Regions from separate parts of the Homo sapiens genome. Here region 1 is linked to region 2. A link is a loop called in an ENCODE intact Hi-C map of the cell type or tissue named here. Cell type or tissue: endothelial cell of umbilical vein. All regions are shown on one strand. Links, peaks and the distances in the headings refer to the core of each region. The heading gives the core; the rest is flanking DNA. Region 1 has its middle 24 kb from the start of RND3. Region 2 has its middle 77 kb from the start of RND3.

The links. Hi-C counts contacts between places; a loop is a spot of excess contacts. Peaks named below come from ENCODE experiments on the same cell type or tissue, not always from the same donor. Only the 100,000 strongest peaks of a DNase experiment are listed, where the experiment ranks them.
Region 1: a loop joins it to region 2, with 5 times the contacts of the local background. A loop is called at or near these places in 6 of 110 quality-filtered maps.

The regions. Positions count from the first base shown.
Region 1 is chr2:150,460,616-150,467,047 of GRCh38, reverse strand. No RefSeq gene overlaps it. Among named protein-coding and RNA genes, the nearest start is that of RND3, 24 kb to the left of the region's middle. In endothelial cell of umbilical vein, for the core only: no CTCF peak of the experiment used is centred there; DNase peaks (open chromatin) are centred at 847 and 2,647; H3K27ac peaks cover 3,134 bases.
Region 2 is chr2:150,407,435-150,413,866 of GRCh38, reverse strand. No RefSeq gene overlaps it. Among named protein-coding and RNA genes, the nearest start is that of RND3, 77 kb to the left of the region's middle. RefSeq lists an enhancer at 2,220-3,109. In endothelial cell of umbilical vein, for the core only: no CTCF peak of the experiment used is centred there; DNase peaks (open chromatin) are centred at 2,796 and 4,426; H3K27ac peaks cover 3,781 bases.

The DNA of each region.
Region 1 (6,432 bases), core at 491-5,490, 53 kb before region 2:
TTGTTGAAGCAAAAGAAAAACGTTTGTCTTCAGCCTTGGGCATGGATGCCTTCGTTTTCTCTGACTTCTTGCCTTAGCAAACATTTCTTCTAAGCATTCTGTGAACATTCCTTTCTATTGATTAATGATCATGGTTAATGCCTTTTTAAATACTAAAAGGTGGTTTTCAAACTCTGAGTAAGACTTACACTGTGTCTCTCTCATTTTAATCTTTTACAGGAATAGTTTCTTAGAAGATTCTAGTCTTGCAGGGAGTCTGTCTTGAGTACAAACTTAGAAATAACTCAGGGAGTTATTTTTATTAGAAAGAATTTTTTTAAATGACCTCATCTTCTAACTCTCCTGAAACTCTTAAAGCTGCTTATCCTTTTTCTACTGGGTTATTTTGACACCAGCATTCTGTTTTAACCTCAAAGTTTTTATTTTTATCATTTTTCTATTCACCAAATATTTATTGAGTGCCTACTACATGCCTGTCACTTTTCTGAGTTTGGCTCATAATCATGAATTAAATACAGTCTCTCACATGGGGAATTTATAATGTAGTAGTGGGAGACAGTCACTACCAAACTATAGTACACCAGAACTGGTTGTCATTTCCATTGACATAAACTGAATCAAAGAAAGTGAGTAGGCACTAAATATTCCAATACATAGCCAGGCACATTAATGCAATAGCCGCATATGTTACACCACATACGGAAGATGATCAATTGCTAGTGAGAGGACGCTCCCTTCGTTCTTTATGTCTCCCAGAGGCAGTTGGTAACTTATTTACAACTTTAGGTTCCTCTCAGCTCTGGGAACATAGTTCTTGCCTCTTACCACTTGTTCATATACTTGGCTACATAAATTCCCTTTCTGTTTTCTCCTTTCCTGAACATAATCTCCATGAATATGACTCTTTCTACAAAACTACAGCATATAAATAAATAGACTCAAGCAACATAAAGTATTGTGGTGGGCTGCATAATGACTCCCCAAGCATGTCCACCTCCTAATCCCAGAAACTGTGAATGTTTCCTTGTATAGCAAAAAGGACTTTGCAGTTGTGATCAAATTAAAGATCTTGTGATGGAAAGATTATTCTGGATTATCCAGAGAGGGCCCATGTAGTCACAGACCTTTATAACAATTATGTAGGAGGAATCAGAGTCAGACAGTGGCAATGTGATGACAGAGATGACAGAGGGTCAGGCAGAAGGATGGAGAGAGATTTGAAGATGCTATGCTGCTGGATTTTTTTTTTTTTGGCAGAGTCTCACTCTCTGTCACTCAGGCTGGAGTGCAGTAATATGATCATAGCTCACTGCAGCCTTGAACTCCTGAGCTCAAGTGACCCTCCTGCCTCAGCCTTCTGAACAGCTGAGACTACAGGTCTATGTTACCATACCTGGCTAATTTTTAATTTTTTTTTTTTTTTTTTTTGGTGGAGATGGAGTCTTGCTATGTTATCCAGGCTAGTCTCAAACTCCTGGTCTCCACCTCTCAAAGTGCTGGGATTACAGGTATGAGCCACCATGCCTGGCTTATGCTGCTGTCTTTGAAGACAGAAAAAGGGGGCCATGAGCCAAAGGATACAGTTGGCCTCTGGAAGCTGGAACGGTCAAGGAAAGGAATTCTCCCCCAGGGCCTCCAGAAGAGTTGCAGCCCTGTGGACCTACTTTAGATTTCTGACCTCAAGAACTGTAAGATTATTAATTTATATTGTTTTAATCCACTACATTTGTGATAATTTGTTACAGGAACAATAGGAAACTAATACAGGTACACTAACAAAACTATTTTCTTCCTTCACCCCTTGCTTTTGGCTTCTTTAGATGATGAGGCAATGGTTTTTACTCATGGAGCTGCTACCACAGACCCTGGGCACTCCCTTCACACATGGCCTCCCTGCCGCACCTGAGTAGATCAGAAATCACTCTCTTTTCACTTAGTGCCCTCAAAGCTCCTGGACAATCACCTCATCCTGTTGGCCTTTTATGAGAACATTCATAGTAAATATTCCCTCTAATATCTGCCTCCTGAGCACCTTTGAGATAGATGATAATTATGGTCCTGGTCCTGCAAGGCATAGAATATTGGAGGGAAAAAGAGTCAGTGTTCTGGGATAAAATAAATCTGTGAAAGTTTTCATCCAATATTTACTATGGGCATGACTGTGATAATTACTGTGTGGAATTTGGAGAAGTCAAAGACCTAGCTCCAGATTCAGCTAAGGTAGATGACGTTTACCCTGGCCTTGCATAAATGTTTCAAGTATATTGAGGTGGTGACTGATCATGGGGAGAATGGACAATCAGAGGAAAAAATATATATTGTGGGCTAAAGCAGTTTTAGATGTTTTCTTAGAAGTGTAGACATTTTATAGAAAAAAGAGATATCAAAATTAACTATTCAGGAGTTTCTTAACCTCTTGTTTTTAAAAGTTGGTTTCCTTTAAAAAACTTAATGACAGCTATAAACCCTTTGTTCCTTAAAAATGCAAAAATACATATGACTCAGATAGCCATAACATTTTACACACAATTTCAGGAAGTTCACAGACTTCCCTTGATATTCATTCATGAACCTATAGTACCCAGATCAAATATTTCTGTGTCAAACTTCTCTATTTTACAAAGAAGAATATGGAAGTTTAGTTACATTCAGGGACTTGCCCAGGGTGGCTAAGCTAATGGCAGAGACTAAAAACAGGCCTTCAGATTCTCAATCTCTGTTCTCCCTGACCCTGGCCAACGAGGAGGCTATTGCTTGCAGAGGCCCAATCAAATGTGTATTTGCCATTTGATGGGATTAGAATGTGTGGTTTCCTCCAAATCCAGATATGGTACTGCTGGCAAGTGCAGTGGAGTTTTTCTGAGAGTAGAAAATAATACAATGGAAATAGTTGTTTGGGTGATGCCTTTTGCTTTTGCAGACCCAGTCATTTACTTAGTCAACAAATACTCTCTGAGTATTTTCTATGTCTCAGATGCTGTGTTCTGTGCTGGGCATACAGAGAGATGAATTAGACCCTGTCCTTGTTCTATAGATGCCTGTCTAGGGTGAGAAAGACAAATACAAATAAAATCACAATTCAGAGTGATAAGAAATGTTGGGGGAGTATAAATAGACAGTCCTCTCCTCCGTCATTATTGTTGTTGCTCTTCTCTGCTCATGTCCTAAATATCAAAGACTGATTCTTAGAAGGATTAAAGAACAAATAAGATGAGATCAGATTGCACTTAGTTGATTTTTTTCCCTCTGTAATTCTATGGAGGATAATTAATAGTCCAATTCTGCTGATGAAAAAAATGTGTTTCTTTATCCTCCAAATGCAAGCTCGCATTCTGCCTGGGATTCAAAGGGAGAAGGTTCAGGTGTTCTCCTAATGCCATGTGCAGAAGCAGGCGGGTATTACTTTTCACAATCAGTAATAAAAGGAGTAACATGTTTTCTCAATAAAGACATCAAGCCTATAGTGTGAGCGTGTATTGGTGAGGAAGGAAGGAGATACACACACACACACACACATATGTATGTATCTATATGATAGGACCAATTAACCTCAAGAGCATAATAGCAGTAACACCTGCTATTCTAAGGAACAGAATCCTAAGGAACAGAGCTGTCCAAAGGAACAGAATTCAGAAATTCAAATCAAAATAATCAATTCAGTAATGAGGGACAATGTGAATGACATCTTTCTTCATGTTTCATACCCAGCCATTTTTCTATGGAAGGCTTTCCTAGTGCTCACCCCAGGATCTGTTAAACCCACTTCAGGCAGTAGCTAGTCATCCTTTTTGCAGCTTTAGATAGAAGTTGGTGGGAAATCCCTTTAATGCTGACTTAATTATAGATAAATGGGTACCTGGAAAAAAAGGAATAGGTTGCTTAGACTCTTAAAGAGACATTTAGATTTGTTGAAGTCAGTCTTCCAGCTGCATAGGTCTGGATGTCGTTGACAAACAAAGTCCTAAAATGAAGCTGTCAGCCAAGAGAAATCAAAATCTGTCAGTTGTTCCTTTCATATCATGGCCACTTCTGTCATTCTCTGAGGCCCTTCCAAAGTGGGAAGAAAATAGCTTTCTGGCTAGAATGTTGCAACACCTTCCTTGCCATCTCTTGACATCACTCGAGAGAAAAATTGGGTTGCATTTCCAGTTCCCTAATGAGACAAAACAGATTGAGGAAAGGCAGAGGAATTATGTCAGTTTGGGAAAGACACAGGCAGAACAGTAAATGATAAGTTTTTTTGTTGTTGTTTTGTTTTTGTTTGCTTGTTTGTTTGTTTTGATGGAGTCTCACTCTATTGCCAAGCTGGAGTGCAGTGGCGCAATCTCAGCTCACTGCAACCTCCGCCTCCCGGGTTCAAGTGATCCTCCTGCCTCAGCCTCCCAAATAGCTGGGACTACAGGTGCCCGCCACCATGCCCAGCTAATTTTTTGTATTTTTAGTAGAGATGGGGTTTCACTATGTTGGCTAGGATGGTCTTGATCTCTTGACGTTGTTATCTGCCTGCCTGGGCCTCCCAAAGTATTGGGATTACAGGTGTGAGCCATTACACCTGGCCATAAGTCGTAAGTTTTTAAACAGTAGACCCTAGATGGTTCTAGTTTTTGTATGTGTTATTCCCTTAAGTGCTGCCCACAATTAGATACTGATAAAATCTTTTTGATGATAATTTAAATATGGTTTTGTTTAAATTAATCAAAAAACCTAGAATCATCAATGGGGCTTATATTAGTCAGTGTTCTCTTAGAGGGACAGAACTAATAGGATATATATGTGTGTGTGTGTGTGTGTGTGTATACATATATATAAAATATATATATGGGAGTTTATTAAGTATTAACTTACACGATCACACACAATAGGCTTTCTGCAAAGCTGAGGAGCAAGGAGAACCAGTCCGAGTCCCAAAACTGAAGAACTTGGAGTCCGATGTTCAAGGGCAGGAAGCATCCAGCACAGGAGAAAGATGCAGGCTGGGAGGCTAGGCCCATCTCTCTCCTTTCCACGTTTTTCTGCCTGCTTTATAATCGCTGGCAGCTGATTAGATTGTGCCTCTCAGATTAAGGGTGGATTTGCCTTCCCCAGCCCATTGTCTCAAATGTTAATCTCTTTTGGCAACCCCCACAAAGACGCACTCAGGATCAATACTTTGTATCCTTCAATCCAACCAAGTTGATACTCAGTATTAACCATCACAGGGCTATTCCCTGGAAAATTGAGACAGGAGAAAATATCATGTCAATTCATTTGTATTGCTGTTATTTACTGTTTAAGTTAGAGAAAAGGTCTTGATAAGAGAAGAAGGGATGAAAGGAATACAACCGCTGCTATTTTTCCAAATTAAACAACAAAAATTGACTTAAAATTGTGGCTTCCCATTACTCTTATAATCATGCTCAAACCTATTCGCATGGCTTATAAGGTTCAGGCCTAGCTGCTCCTTGTTCACCAGCCGAGCCTCATCTCTTACCACATTCATCCTTTCCCTCCCTCTCCTTGTGATCTTTGCTCCAGCCTTTAAAATGTTTCTTTAAATTCTCCTAAATCTGTAGCATTCATGGTCCATGGAACACTACTCCCTCCAAGTGGAACCTACAAATGAATCATAATCTGATCTCAAACCTTATAGGCAATTGATAAGGAAATCATTTATACTACAAATAATATGGTTTGGCTCCTTGTCCCCACCCAAATCTCACCTTGAATTGTAGTGCCCATATTCCCCATGTGTCAAGGGAGGGATCAGTAAGAGGTAATTTAATCATGGGGGTGGTTATCCTCATGCTGTTCTTGTGATAGTGAGTGAATTATCTCAATATCAGATGGTTTTAGAAGGGGCTTTTCCCCCTTTTGCTTTGCACTTTTTCTTCCTGCTGCCATGTGAAGAAGGCTGTTTGCTTCCCCTTCCACTGTGATTACAAGTTTCCTGAGGCCTCCCTATCCCTTAGGAACTGTGAGTCAATTAAAACTCTTTCCTTTATACATTACCCAGGCTCAGGCAGTTCTTCATAGCAGCATGAGAACAGACTAATACAATACACAAGGTAAAAGTATTTTCCCTCCCAAATAAAACAGTAAAGTATTAATGTTTACTATTCTACGTTCCTTAGCTTGCATGAAAATTAATAAAGCAAAGACAAAGTAGGGCCCAGCCACTGTGTTCTCTCACTTTTGACCTTTACACATGCTGTTCCTTCTGCCAGAAATACTCTTCTCTCTTCTCATGGTTGGCAATGGCTACCTGGAAAAATCATTCTGATCCTTCATGGTTCAACTTAGATATCATAAATTCAGATATTTTCCTACTGACTCTACAAATTGAGTTAGATGTTCCTGTTATCTGGATCTATGGTACTTTTCATACCATAGGGTACATTGCAGCATAAGAGGAACATACATGCCTTATTCCTCATTATAACCAACTATCTGGCC
Region 2 (6,432 bases), core at 756-5,755:
ACTTCTATAAAGTTAAGCCATTTTAAATTTTCTGTCACTCACAGTAAACCCAGTCCTAACACACACACAACATATGTAGCACCATTGATGGTCTTATCACAGGCGTATCTTCATTTTTTCTCCCCTAACTATGGCCGTCTTTAGGCCCTGAGGTTTTAAAACATGTGGGGGAACAGGTTGATGCTGGCATGTGTTCCATGCTCTTTCACTCATCATGTTTCAAGTAACTAACAGCTGTTTCCATGGTTCCGCGTGCTGGTTTCATCTTCTTTCTTAAACCTCTCTCAGCTCATCCGCCAGCTGCCTATCCTGGGGAAGACAGCCAACCTTCTTGTCCCGTGGCAGCACTGGGTCAGAGTCACTCTTGGAATGCAGGTGGAATTAGTCAGGAGAGGGGTTCCTGCCTAGGGAGGGTAGATGAGGGGCCAGTGGCTCTACAGCTCTTACTTCTTAAATGTCACCTCTGCTGCCATGCTCGGCAGATTCCATTAACTTATTTCTCAGTGGTGGCCCTAGCCTCCAATCCTTCAATCCATACTGCAGGGGGCTCACAGATTGACAAAAGGTGAATACTGACAAGCATGCAGTGGTTACTTATTGACTCACTGTTGTTTATTTTCTGCTTTTTCAAGAGGGCCCATCGGAGAAGCTTGGAAGGAGAGGCAGCTGCCACCCTACTGGTAGTGCTCTATCCCTCCATCGTTCTGTTGGTTAGCTCTTCCCTCTGTTCCTACACGGCGCTCTGCCCCAGCTACTGCTGCTAGCCTACATTTCTAGACTACCCAGGATTCATCTACTGCAACTTTAAGTGAAACAACATAGAACTAAACCAATGTTGTTTTTTTTTTTTCTCATCAACATTATAATGAAACAATGTTGAAAGAAATGATATGATTCTAGGGCCTGCAGTACATTTTGCTTAAAGTCGCAGTTTCTAAGAACATATTGGAGAAGTTAAGTGAGAATTTCTGCGCTTGTACATTCTTCTTCTCATGTGTCCACACAGAGAAAGGAGGTAGGATGAGGATTCTTAACTGCCACTTTATAGAAAGGAACCCTGGGCTCAAAAAAGTCAACTGGCATAAGATCATACCATGAGTTAGTGGCAGAAGCAAAACTAAAACCTAGGTTTTTCAAGTCCAGTAGGGTTATAGAGGCTTAAGTCTGAGAAGGAGGACCCTAACGCTTACAACTTTTGAGCAATGTCATTTAACTTAGGCCCAGCTTGCTCCTCCTTGGTCTGATAATGTTGCTAAGAGAAGGCTTCTGGAGTAGTTGAAAGGACATGGCCTCAGAGTCAGGGAGGTGTTGATTGGAGTCCTGCCTCTAACCCAGACTATCTATATGACTTTGAGCCCATTTTTTAACCTCTGAACTTGGGGTTTTTTGTTTGTTTGTTTGTTTTTGTTTTTGGCACAGCAGAGAATTACAGCAGTAACACATCTGTTTTCCGGCAAGCTATGAAGATTAGGACTAATATGTAAAGAGAGTGGCACATGTTAGGAATTTGATATATGCTAGAATTTTTTTTTTTTCTTTTTTTTGAGATGGAGTCTTGCTCTGTCTCCCAGACTGGAGTTCAGCGGCTCAATCTCGGCTCACTGTAACCGCTGCCTCCCAAGTTCAAGCGATTCTCCTGCCTCAGCCTCCTGCGTAGCTGGGATTACAGGTACCTGCCATCATGCCCAGCTAATTTTTGTAGAGATGTGGTTTCACCATGTTTGCCAGGCTGGTCTTGAACTCCTGACCTCAGGTGATCCGCCTGCCTTGGCCTCCCAAAGTGCTGGGATTACAGGCGTGAGCCACCACGCCCGATCATATGCTAGACTTTTACCTCAATTCAGCTGACATCTGTTTATTTCCTGCCATGTTCAAGGACCTGTGTTGGGTGTGGTACAGCCTCAGGGCTGGCAAGCCTTGGGTGTGGCACACCACCTGTGATAATCAGCCTCTTCATCCTTTCTGGTCCTCTATCTCTCCACTTGATCTGAACATATCAATGGGTGTCTGGGCATAAGCTTCCTCAGATGAGAGTTGGGTCAGGCCAGTGCACTCACATCTTTTTCACATTTTTCTGCAATGGGCACAGTTTCCAGAGTGAATATCTGGACACATTCTATAAAGTAGTCTCTCAAAAAAACCACACAAATACTTGCAGCATTGCTCTGGATTTCTCATTGAAATGGATGAATCCGTGATGCATGAAAAGGCTGTCAGGCAGGCTGAGGAAGGCTGAATGCTGGTATAAAGCTGGGCATCTGTTACTCCACACCCCAATGTGCAGTCTGTTCTCCTGGGTGAAGCAAGGCTTGACTAGACAAGCAGTACCATTGTAAAGTCCTGACAATAGACAAGCAAGAAGACTTGGCTGTGATGAAGAAATCTTCACCCCCTTTGAGTTTTAAAGGAAGGGAAGCTGGGGTCCAAGGCCTGCCTTATTAGAGAGAGACAAATCACCCAAACCAATCTTTATTATGAATGCCGAGCTATTGAATTTCCTCTGCTCTGTAAAGCCTATTGATTTTGTGACAGTCAAAGATAAGTTATGCCCATGAAAGTTGTTTTTTTCTTCCTTTTCCTTCACAACATATTTTTTCAGACATATTGGCATTGGGGATTTAAGTATAACTGTTATTGGTTTCTTTCTATTTAAATGTAGGTCAGTGCTCAAGCGAAACTAAGAACCATTTTTACTGTGACTTCCAATGCAAAATAAATGAGGCAAGAATCTCCAGACCTGGGGTCACTCTGTTATGTTATTTCAATCTCCAGCAGGAATGCTCCAGGCATCTCAGGCATTTCAGGAATTCTGACATTAGCAATGATCCACTTATTCACTCTTTGTCCTCTCTCTACCACACCACTCTCCGCTTATTGACCTGTATTCCCTTCCCACCAAGCCATACCATAAGATCAGTCAACCAAGGTGTCGAAAGGCAACACTTGAAAGAAGCACTTGCTGCCATCTAAAATGTCTGCAGTGTGAGTATGCATGAGTATATTCTGTATCAATAAAACATTTCTTACACTCTAGATGTGTCTTTTTAAATGAGCAAATTTCATTTCCACACTTCACAAAGATAGTGGCTCCTCTCTTGATAATTTATTCAGAATTCTATAATATTATAAAAATACTTTGGCAACGCATACACAAGCATGTAAAAGCAAAGCATCATGGCTCACACTACTGACTTTTAAAGAAAATTGTCACAAATATATTCCAGATGGCAATAGCATTTATGATGGCTCAGGTACCATTTTAAATCACAAAGCTTATAAGTTACTTTAAAAATATTTCTGAATGTGCAAGTGTCAAATAAACACAAACGAAAGTCCTCTTATATATGCAGTGGACTTTAAGCCCTGATTAATACTCACCAATGTATTCACTCATGCATTCATTCATTGAGCACATGGATATTGAATACCAACTATGTTCCAGGCATAAAATAAGAACATTGTGGATTAATCTCTCTTTTCAAAATTATAATGAGCTTGATTTTACAATTTACTGGCTAGAAAACCTGCATTCAGATTAACCAGAGAAACATGGAGGCAAGAACTGTCGTCACATTCTCTTTTCCCCCATTCTCCTACTTCCCTTAGAGGGAAGACCTTCTGTTTCAGTGGAGTAGACGGCTAGGGAAGATACTTTGGTAGAGCTCATGAAAGCAGTGCTCTCTGTGACTATTCCTCCCCATCAATATGCATAGAATGGGTTTTCCCAAGTCAACTTACCAAAAACTTTTTATTTTTTTTTTCAAATAAGAAGCATATCGGCCGGGTGTGGTGGCTGACACCTATATCCTAGCACTTTGGGAGGCTAAAGTGGTCAGCTCATTTGAGGTCAGGAGTTTGAGACCATCCTAGCCAACATGGTGAAACCCCATCTCTACTAAAATACAAAAATTAACTGGGCATGGTGGCAGGCGCCTGTCATCTCAGCTACTGGTGAGGCTGAGGCAGGAGAATCACTTGAACCCAGGAGGCAGAGGTTGCAGTGAGCCGAAATCATGCCACTGCACTCCAGCCTGGATGGCAGAGCGAGACTCTCTCTCAAATAAATAAATAAATACAGAAAAATAAGAAGCGTCTCATGAGGAAAAAAGGTAAAGTGTCATTCCAGCTGGCAGCCACACATCTATTTCCAAGAAAGTATAAAATCCACTTGACATTTGACCATGAATGAGAAAGAAGGGCTTTTGCCCCCTTCACAAGAATTAAATCCTTTTTTATGCTTACAGATTAATTGAAGTACACACACTTGGTAGTAGAGGTGTCAGAAAGTTCTGCATACTCAAATTTACTTATTTTAGACATTAGACCCCAGGGTCAAATGGTCATAAGAAACATTATCTGAGGCTAGACGTTATTTTCAGGAATCCTCTTTCAAAATGTATACCTTCTGATGGGAACACTGATAATGTGGAGATTTTATGCTTTACAGGAGAGAGGAACATTCTGTGACTTGGGCATTGGTCAGGAGGGCAAGCACAAGGAAGGAACTGCAACAAGGAGCTATGTGTAGCCAGCTTCTGGGGCAGATAGCAGGGCCTCTGATGAATTACAAAATAAATAAAAGAAGGACGAAAGGTCATAAAAAGAAAACTTTCTTTACAATTTTGTTTAAGACTCACTCTAATCATTACCTCATCCTACCATATCCTTCCAAAGGGTGGTATTATAAAAGAAGATGTCTAAGAAAATTGTTTCTAATGTTCAGACTCATTAAACTTAATTAATTTCATATTTTTACTCTGCAGGGAAATGATTCCCACAATTCTACTTTGTGCATAATTTATCTCTGGTTGTCTTAGATTTTTTTAAATCTCAGACTTGGTGATTCTCTAACAAAAGTGTTGGGAAAAGAATATGGATTTGAGACTCAGACAGGTTAGGTTTAAGTCTCTCATTCGATACTTGCCAGTCCTTGGGCAAATTAGCTAACCTTTCAAAGTCTTCATTCATTTGCCGATAAAGCCAGGTATACCTCTTATTTCTAAATGCTATTGTAGTGAAGAGAAATTTTAGAAAGAAGGGGAGTGGGTGGGAGATTGACAGAGATTGGACTATAGCTTCCAACAATATCCCCTAACACTTGGTTAGGATAAAACTTACCAGCCCATTGTCATGTGACTTATCCATGCTGACCCTAACATCCTCATTCCATTGCCTTCTGGCCTGGCTTGGCCATGCAACTTGCTTTAAACAGTAGAATATGAGTGGAAGTTATAGTTCTGAGAAGAGACTTTTATAGGTAGCATGGCATTCTGCTCATTCCTCTTGAGATTCTCCCCTCCACCATAAAAAGCACACCCTAGTTAGTTCTCCCAAAATTAGAAGACATGTGGAGTCTCTCCAAGCCTAGCTGAGTCCAGCAGAGCCTTGCAGAGTCAGGGCCAACCTCAGACTCCAGAGCAAGACACATATGGTTTGTTGTTAAAAACAACTGAGATTTTGGTGTTGCTTACCACTAGAACCAAAGTGGACTAATAAAGTGTTCAAGAAGTGTTTTTACATATCCTTTCTGCTTATAGAGTTTTGTGCAAATTAAATGAGATAATGTAAATACAGTCCTAAATCAGTGACTGACACGTGGTTGGTTGCCATCCCTTCTTTCCACATTCTCTGCTTATGTTTTTCTTAGTTTCATAATTTATCGTGTTTTTATTTGGGATCCAAATATTAACTAGATGGAGCAGTTACTCAGATTTTCAGCTGTTAACTAGATGGAGCAGTTACTCAGATTTTCAGTCATCATCATGATTTCTCTATCTGAGCCCATAACTGGATCAACTCTGCTCCCTGACCTTCATCTTTATGAAGACCCTGATGCTGGTGTAGAGGCTTCAGCATTACATCAGGGGTTAAATGGTAGTGCTCTTACCCCAAATTCTTTTTATTTTTTAACTTTTATTTTATGTTCAAGGATACATGTGCAGGTTTGATACATAGGTAAATGTGTGTCATGGGGGTTGTCGTACAGATTATTTCATCACTCAGGTATTAAGCCTAGTATCCATTAGTTATTTTTTTCTGATCCCCTCTCTCTTCTCGCCCTCCACCCTCCAAAAGGCCCCAGTGTGTGTTGCTCCCTTCTGTGTGTCCATGTGTTCTCATCATTTAGCTCCCACTTATAAGTGAGAACATGTGGTATTTGGTTTTCTATTCCTGCATTAGTTTGCTAAAGATAATGACTTCCAGCTCCATCCATGTCCCTGCAAAGGACATGATCTCATTCTTTTTTATGGCTGCATAGTATTGTATGGTGTATCTGTGCCACATTTTCCTTATCCAGTCTATCATTGATGGGCATTTGGGTTGATTCCATGTCTTTGCTATTGTGAATAGTGCTGCAATGAACATATGTGTGCATGTATTTTTATAATACAGTGATTTATATTCTTTTGGGTATATACCCAGTAATGAGAT